Linked DNA regions of Homo sapiens: region 1 is linked to region 2. Evidence: chromatin contacts called from ENCODE POLR2A ChIA-PET data. All regions are on one chromosome and are shown on one strand. The core of a region is the stretch at or near the end of the contact, and the rest is flanking DNA. Distances in the headings are between cores, read along the strand shown. Region 1 has its middle 32 kb from the start of MIR4711. Region 2 overlaps FGGY (FGGY carbohydrate kinase domain containing).

Region 1 (3,537 bases), core at 984-3,483, 220 kb after region 2:
AGACAGGGTTTCACCATGTTAGCCAGGATGGTCTCGATCTCCTGACCTCGTGATCTTTCCGCCTCGGCCTCCCAAAGTGCTGAGATTACAGGCATGAGCCACTGCGCCCGGCCAGGCCTGTACTTTTTAATCAATTAAATGTCAGCTATTAAATGAAAAACTTACATTACTTTAGGTAGGACATCTAATGCATAGTCGATGTCTTTTATGGCATTTTCCCCTCCTGTGCAGGATCTAGTCTAGGGTCAGATACCACATTTATTTGCAGAATTGTAATTTCACAATCATCATATTAAAGACAGGTATAGGCAGGAATCATCGATGGATCCAGGAGGGAATTTTGAAGAATAACAGGATATATGCATAATCTTAAAATATCTCTTCAGAATTTGCTTATTAGTTACAAGAGGAAAAAGAACGTTAAGTATACAGGGAAGAAATAGGACAACATCTTGATTAGGTGATCCAAATCAACTTCAGATGGGCAAATGGACATTGTGTGCCTCCAGATATGAGAAAAGAAAGAGCATTTTAATGCAGAGCCTGAATCTAATCAGAAGGAAACATCAGACAAACGCAACATGGGAAGCATTTTATTTTTTAATGGACTATATTTTTCAAAAATATCTATGTCATACTGACAAAGAAAGGCTGTGGGAAGTTTCCAGATTAAAGGAAACTGAAGAAACCTGATGGCTAAAAGCTTTTGATGTAGACAAGCACTGGGAAAACTAGCTGTTTTAGTTGATACCACAGCAGACACACAAACGCACACAGACATACACATACATATACATACATAAATATGTCAACACCCACACATAATTTCAGACCCAAGAGTAACTGCTAACGTTGATTTGAGAGCTGTCATAGCTCAAATGAGTGTGGGTAGAGGACATGCTAAGACTTCAGCAAAAGACAGCAGGTAGAGAAGAAAAAGCCAATATAATTCAGTAAATAAACATCCTCTGGAGTACTTTGTGCCACATGTTGTGGTAAGCACTGGTCTACAGGAATAAATAAGACATGGCCCCTGCCTTCAGGAACCTCCCTGTTTAATGAGAGACATAGACAAATAGATTGATGACAGTACATTATGAGAAATGCTACAATTACAAAAAAAAAAGTACCTGCTGCATGGAGCCCATCAGTCAGAAAAGGAGGAAGGAGAAGGTGGGATGAAAAACAATATGGTGTAACAGCTATGAGCCCTGGCCTGGGATCCTAGGCCTGGTCTTACCTCTTACTAGATGGGTGACTTGGAGAAAGGTCCTTAATCTTCCTAAGTCTCAGTTTCCTCATTTTGAAATGAATAGGTATTGAATATGAATATGTTTTTTTTGTTGTTGTTGTTGTTGGTTTTTTTGTTTTTGTTTTTGTTTTTGTTTTTTTGAGACGAAGTCTTGCTCTCGCCCAGGTTGGAGTGCAGTGGCTTGATCTCTGCTCACTGCAAGCTCCACCTTCCAGGTTCACGCCATTCTCCTGCCTCAGCCTCCCGAGTAGCTGGGACTACAGGCACCCGCCACCACGCCCAGCTAATTTTTTGTATTTTTAGTAGAGACGGGGGTTTCACCATGTTAGCCAGGATGGTCTCGATCTCCTGACCTCGTGATCCGCCCGCCTCGGCCTCCCAAAGTGCTGGGATTACAGGCGTGAGCCACCGCACCTGGCCTGAATATGTTAATAGTACCTACTTTACAGGATTATAATGAGGACTAAAGGAGATAATGCATATAAAGCACTCGGCTCAATTGCATGGTCCATGCCTGTGTTATTACAGGGCTCTGCTCCTAGAAGATGCTCAAAATAGTAACTGTAGTAAGCATGGAGAAGGGTGAGCACCCCAGTTATGAAGGTCAGCTCTGCAATAGCATTCTACAGTATCCAAAGGATATAGGGACCTTAGGCATAGCCCCGAGTGAAGGTGGGTGTGCGTGTCTGATCTAGCTGGCCTAAAAGCAGAAGGAAGCCCAGTGCATTCATAGATCCTAGCCAGAGGTTGCACTAGGGATAAAGGAGGATTGGGGATCACTACAGAAGAGGAGTCGGGTATTGCAGGATCTAAGCAAGATGTCAGGTCTATGGTCAAACAGGCTTCAGCTGCAAAAGCTGATTATCACTCACTGAGAAACGGGCAGGCCTGGACCTGCTCACACAAAACCCTGGTGAATGCGGTGGTTGTCTGTGGATACAAAAGGCAGACATAAAAGCATGAATAATTACCAACTATCTGCCAAGTCCTTGTTGTATGTCCTCTCCAATCCTCCTACAGCACTGTGAGGTAGGCAGCATTATCTCCACCTTATAGTTGAGAAAGTTGAGTTTCAGAAAAGACATAGTTGAGAAAATTGAGTTTCAGAAAAGATAGACACTTTGCCCAGAGTCACCAGATGGTAGCAGAGATAGGATTCAAATCCAGATCTGCCTGGATGCAAAACTTTAGGTATCACCCCACTGTAACAGCTGGAGAGGAATCCTGCCCACCACCTGCTCTTTAGTTGCAGTGCTCATGTTGTTGATTGCCAAGCTCCGGGTGCTGGCCATTCTTTCAAGCAAACTCGTATCCAAACCAAACCTGACCTGAGTTTTCACTGCTTTATAGAGAAAGGAAAACACACAGAAATTAGGCAAAAACACATGGCAACACTAGGACACCTTTGGCATCTCAACAGTGAGGAGCAGCTTGATAGAAAGGAGAAGGGCTGAAAGACCTTGGGCAACATAGCTAACCTGTCTAAGCCTCAGTCTTTCCCTCTGTGGTGGGATCATTCTGCTACCTACCTCCTAGGGTTGGTGGTAAGGATTCAGTGAAAGAACTGTGGATAAAGCCCTTAGCACAATGCCTTTCAGACAATAGGCACTCTACAAATATTGTTTCTCCATGGTTCTCTCTGCCTCCTAGCTAGGAGGTTAATCCCTAAGAAAATCATTCTGGTTCCTACTATAAAGCCACCGTGTTAGGAAAAAATATAAATGTCTATATATAATTCTATTAGAAACCACGTGTGGCTCAGTAATAAAAATTTTAATCACTCCAATACACACCTCCTTGCACTGAGAAAGGTGGTTTTATTTAATACATGCATGTAAAGTATATTTAGCTTTGATGAATAAGAATTGCAGTGTGGCCAGAGTGGTTTGTGAGATTTTTGTTTTGTTGCCTACTGAAAGCTTTTCTTTCAAGTTAAAGCCAGACTTGCTTAGCAAATCATTTTGCCAAGGAACGCATTACAGGTTTTAAATTTTGACCAAAAATACTTCCCATATGCGAAGAACATAAATGTGGCTTTCAAAAGAGCCAAAGAGAACAAAAGCTGGGGGAGGTGAGGAAGAAAAGACAAGAATGACAGAATGGAGTGGCATGTTGCAGAGCTACAGTAAACTACAGGACCCGATGCCACAGTGAGCTGGAGTCCTAGTGAGGCATCCAGAAGGGACGCCCTCTCTTGTGAAGATCCAGACTGGGCATTTGATCTTTATATTCAGAGCATAATCTGTGTTGTTGCCAGTTGCACTGGGGAGTATAAGTTCCAAGAG
Region 2 (3,880 bases), core at 708-3,207:
GGCAGAGGGAGCAAAGTAAACAAATGCTTAGTGGCAAGGACCACCAAATCACATTCAGGAATAAGGAGAAAAGGTCCCAACCATATGGAACCCTGCTCATGCCAGGCAATTCTGCAGGTCGTGGATGGCGTATCTCCCATTTATTGAGTACTGGTGTGTTCCACCTAAATCTCATTTAATTCTCACAGCAACTTTGTGGGTGAGTATTGCTATCCAAATTCTTCAGATATGGAAATTGAAGTTCTAAGGGGTCAAGGCATCTTTGCCCAAGGGGATGAAAGAGGGATTCAAGTCTAACTCTGAAGAAGTAGATAAACAACAAAAACAGCAATAACAATAATAAAAGTAATAAAAACAGCAAAGGTTCATATAGTACTAGGCATGTTTTAACCTGTACCGTTCAATATAATATCCACTAGCTATATGTTGCTACTTAAATGTGAATTAATTAGGATAGAATAAAAAATTCAGTCCTCAGTTGTACTAGCCACATTTTCAGGGCTCAATTGCCACATGTGTCTGGTATCTATTGTATCAGACAGTGCAAATATAGAACATTTCCATCATCACAGAATGCTCTTATTAGCACTGTTATGGGTACTTTACACCTATATTAACATATATAATTTTTATAATCTGTGAGGAGGATACTATTCATATTGTAGAGATGTGGAAATTGAGGCATAAGGAAGATAAGAAACATAAAGAAGATAAGAAATCACATGATGAATGAGTCCTTATTTTTAAGCACTGTGCCATAATACTAACTCAATATATTGTGTTCTGTTTAACATAAATGAATGTTAGTCAAAATAATGGACTTCAGTGTCTGCGTGTATGTAGTCTGGTGTTAAGTCTTCTGCAGAGAACACGTCTTTGATATGATTCTTATCCTTCCAGAAGCATACAGTTGTCAATTTGCATGTATAAAGCTGGTGGTCACTAGAGAGTCTTCTCTGGAGCCCTTCCTCTCCAGGAACTCCAGAAACCTCCCAGCCAGCTTTGGCAAGAAACTCACTGGATGGGATTCATCAGTCAGTTCATTCATCCAAATGACTGAATCAAGAGTCTCAAACAGATGTAGTCTTAAATAATGTTCAAAACCCTTCTTATCCTTTTTGATACTTCAGAGAAGGTGCCTGAGGTTATTAAAAGAGAATCTTTTTCAAGATGCCAACACATCAGACTCAAAGACTGAAAATCCTAGTTGAGTCCAACTTCTACCTCTAAGTTACTAAATAAACTCGACTAAATTACTTCACCTTTCTGAAATTCAATTTCTTCAACTGTGAACTGGAAATAAAATACACATATCACAGGATTTTCTAAGGACTAATTGAAGGTTACAGTGTTTGAGGATACTTTGCAAGCTATAAAGTACTTTATATGGCTATAAAGTGGGAGATAATTATAACACAAATGCGAGAACTCAGGATGTTTTTCTTCTATATAACCTTGTAAGCTTTCAAAACTGCCACAGCGTGATAAATTATAGGAAAATGTACTCTTAATCATAACATTTGCAAAGTCTCTTTTTTATTTTACATAAATATAGTAGGGACTCAATGCTTGGGTGGAAGTATTGTTGGTTGGATGAATGGGAGAGATGAAGGGAGACAGCATATTAAATAAGAGAGCTGTTCATGAAGTTTTAAATGTTCCTTTTTTAACATTCTTTTTAAACATTGCTTGATATGAACTATGTGTGTTACATGGAGGGTTGGGAGACATTTAATTCATTGAGTTAGCCTGTTTTTCTGCTATTTGTTTTTTAGTTCAACAAACATTTATTGAGCAACTGCCATCAGTTGGGCATTGTGCAAGTTTCAGGGAAAACACAGTTGATGATGTCACTGTTTTTTTATGCCTGTTTCTTCATCTGCTAATTTTTCTCCTTAAACATTTTGAGGATTGCAGAATAAACTGACACTGGTATGGTCATATGAAGGGCCCCAGCGGTACCGAGGGCTGCACTTGTGTCAAATTGTTTCCTGATGTACACATGCAGCCTGTGAGTTCTCTGTGGATGGCAAAATATGTTTCTCCGGAAAGAAGAAAGCTCCTCCCACCTTTTCTTGCTTTTCCCTGCTTATCTCTGAACCTCTTTTCTCGGGGATAGCCCATCAAAGCACTGTGTGGCCAAAGGAAAAATAAGATGTCAGCTCTCCGACTCATGTGGTCTTGCAGTGAACATCAGCTATGCATGGCTGCTGAATTGGGGTGGACATTAGGCAGAGTGTAGAGAACCTCTTGAGGGGAAATGAGGCCAGTCCTGCCCAATATATATAATTTTAGGTAAGGAGATACCTCAGCTTGTATTTTAGGAGAAGCACTGTGTATATACTGAGAATGGCTGAGGAAGGACCTCCATTTGTAATTCATTTCTCTCATTGTGGGGATGAGAGAACCAGTTCAAACTTTTAGGCCATTTGTGGCAGAATTGGGGCTGAAACTCTTGTTTTTCTAACTCTTAGCCCATGGCTCTCACTGAGTTTCATGGTGAACTAGCACTTCCAAGTATGTTTTCATTATGTAAGACAATTATAACATCATAAAGTGAGGAGTATAGAAAGAACATAAGCTTTGGAGTCAGACAGAACAAGGTCAAATCCTGGCACTGCTTCTTAAATCCATGTGGCCTTGGGCAAGTTACCTGAACACTCTGCTCTGTTCTTCTACTTCTGCATCTATTAAGAGGAAGAAAGAATGTTTACCTTTTATGGATGTTGCAAAGATTAAATGAGAGAACATTCAAGGAGCTCAGCACAGTACCCAGCCTATCTTTGATGTTGATATGTTTACTAGAAAGGAAGAATCCAGTTGTCTCTTGAGAGGGGGTTCAGATGATGATGATGGTGATGATGGTGGTGGTGGAGAGAGTGATGGTAGTGATGATGGTGACAGAGCTACCATTAAACATCTCTTTTTAAGCATTTCTGCAATATCACAACAACCATGTGATGTTGTGATTTTCCTCATTTTATAGCAGATCCTTCTGTCTCCAAATTCCATCCTTTTCTCATAATAGCACACTAGTTCTCAGGTTCTAAGTCTAGATATAGCAGCAGTGAATCTGCCAACCCAAGAAGAAACAAATAAATATTTCCTACACATTTCTTTTTCCTTCATTTTAATTCCCTTTTCGTATTGACTGACCCTGTAACATTAACTTTGCCTGTACTTTATGTTTATGCAACCAGTAAATGTGGGTGATTCTCAGGAATTCCTTGAACCTATTTATGATACTGTGGAGCAGCGTGGCCAACTCCTTTTCTGTCAAGGATCTCAGAATCAATATATTTAAGATCCCAAGATTTTGAGATGTACAGATAAGTGAACATTGGTTGCCTGGCTATTGGATTTTTATCTTAGAGAAAAACCTGTGAGTCTTGGTGGGGAAGAACCAGCACTTTGGAATCAGATTACCTGAATGTGAATCACAGCCCAGTTCCTTGTGAGCTGCATGACCCTGGTGAAGTTACTACTCATTTCTAAGCTTCGATTTTCTTATCCATAAAATGAGGATAATACTAATACCAATGACATTAGTTTGTTGTAAGAATAAAATGAGACATGTATAGAAAGAGCATGTAAAAAGAGCTCAGTTAAAATGAGCTCATATCTTGGGTTATTCCTGTACAAAAGCCTTTGTGCCCTGAATGGAGAATCGTGTCACTCAGGATTCACTCAGCAAAACACAAACCACTCTAATTGTTTAAAAAACCAGTAACTTAATACCCAAAAATGGCGATCCTGATGATGGAGGAGCTGAGAAGGGCTACATTCCCTGTGAAGCAAATCAGAGATCAGTGAAATGGAAGCAGCTACCATCCCCAGGCTGGAGGGACTAAGGAGGGAGGAGGGAGGTGGTGTTCTCATA

The links. ChIA-PET counts read pairs that join two places held with the same protein, here RNA polymerase II (POLR2A).
Region 1: POLR2A ChIA-PET joins it to region 2 with 13 read pairs in BJ. The contact joins two enhancer-like sites. POLR2A ChIA-PET finds 5 or more read pairs at or near these places in 3 of 52 experiments (BJ, HEK293T and activated T-cell).

What each region holds. Positions count from the first base shown.
Region 1 is chr1:59,763,063-59,766,599 of GRCh38, forward strand. No RefSeq gene overlaps it. Among named protein-coding and RNA genes, the nearest start is that of MIR4711, 32 kb to the left of the region's middle. Within about 2 kb of position 2,234, at least 2 of the 41 ENCODE cell types and tissues checked have a DNase peak (open chromatin) inside an H3K27ac peak, as active enhancers do.
Region 2 is chr1:59,548,243-59,552,122 of GRCh38, forward strand. The region is part of intron 7 of FGGY (FGGY carbohydrate kinase domain containing); the gene reads left to right. Among named protein-coding and RNA genes, the nearest start is that of MIR4711, 180 kb to the right of the region's middle. Within about 2 kb of position 1,958, at least 11 of the 41 ENCODE cell types and tissues checked have a DNase peak (open chromatin) inside an H3K27ac peak, as active enhancers do.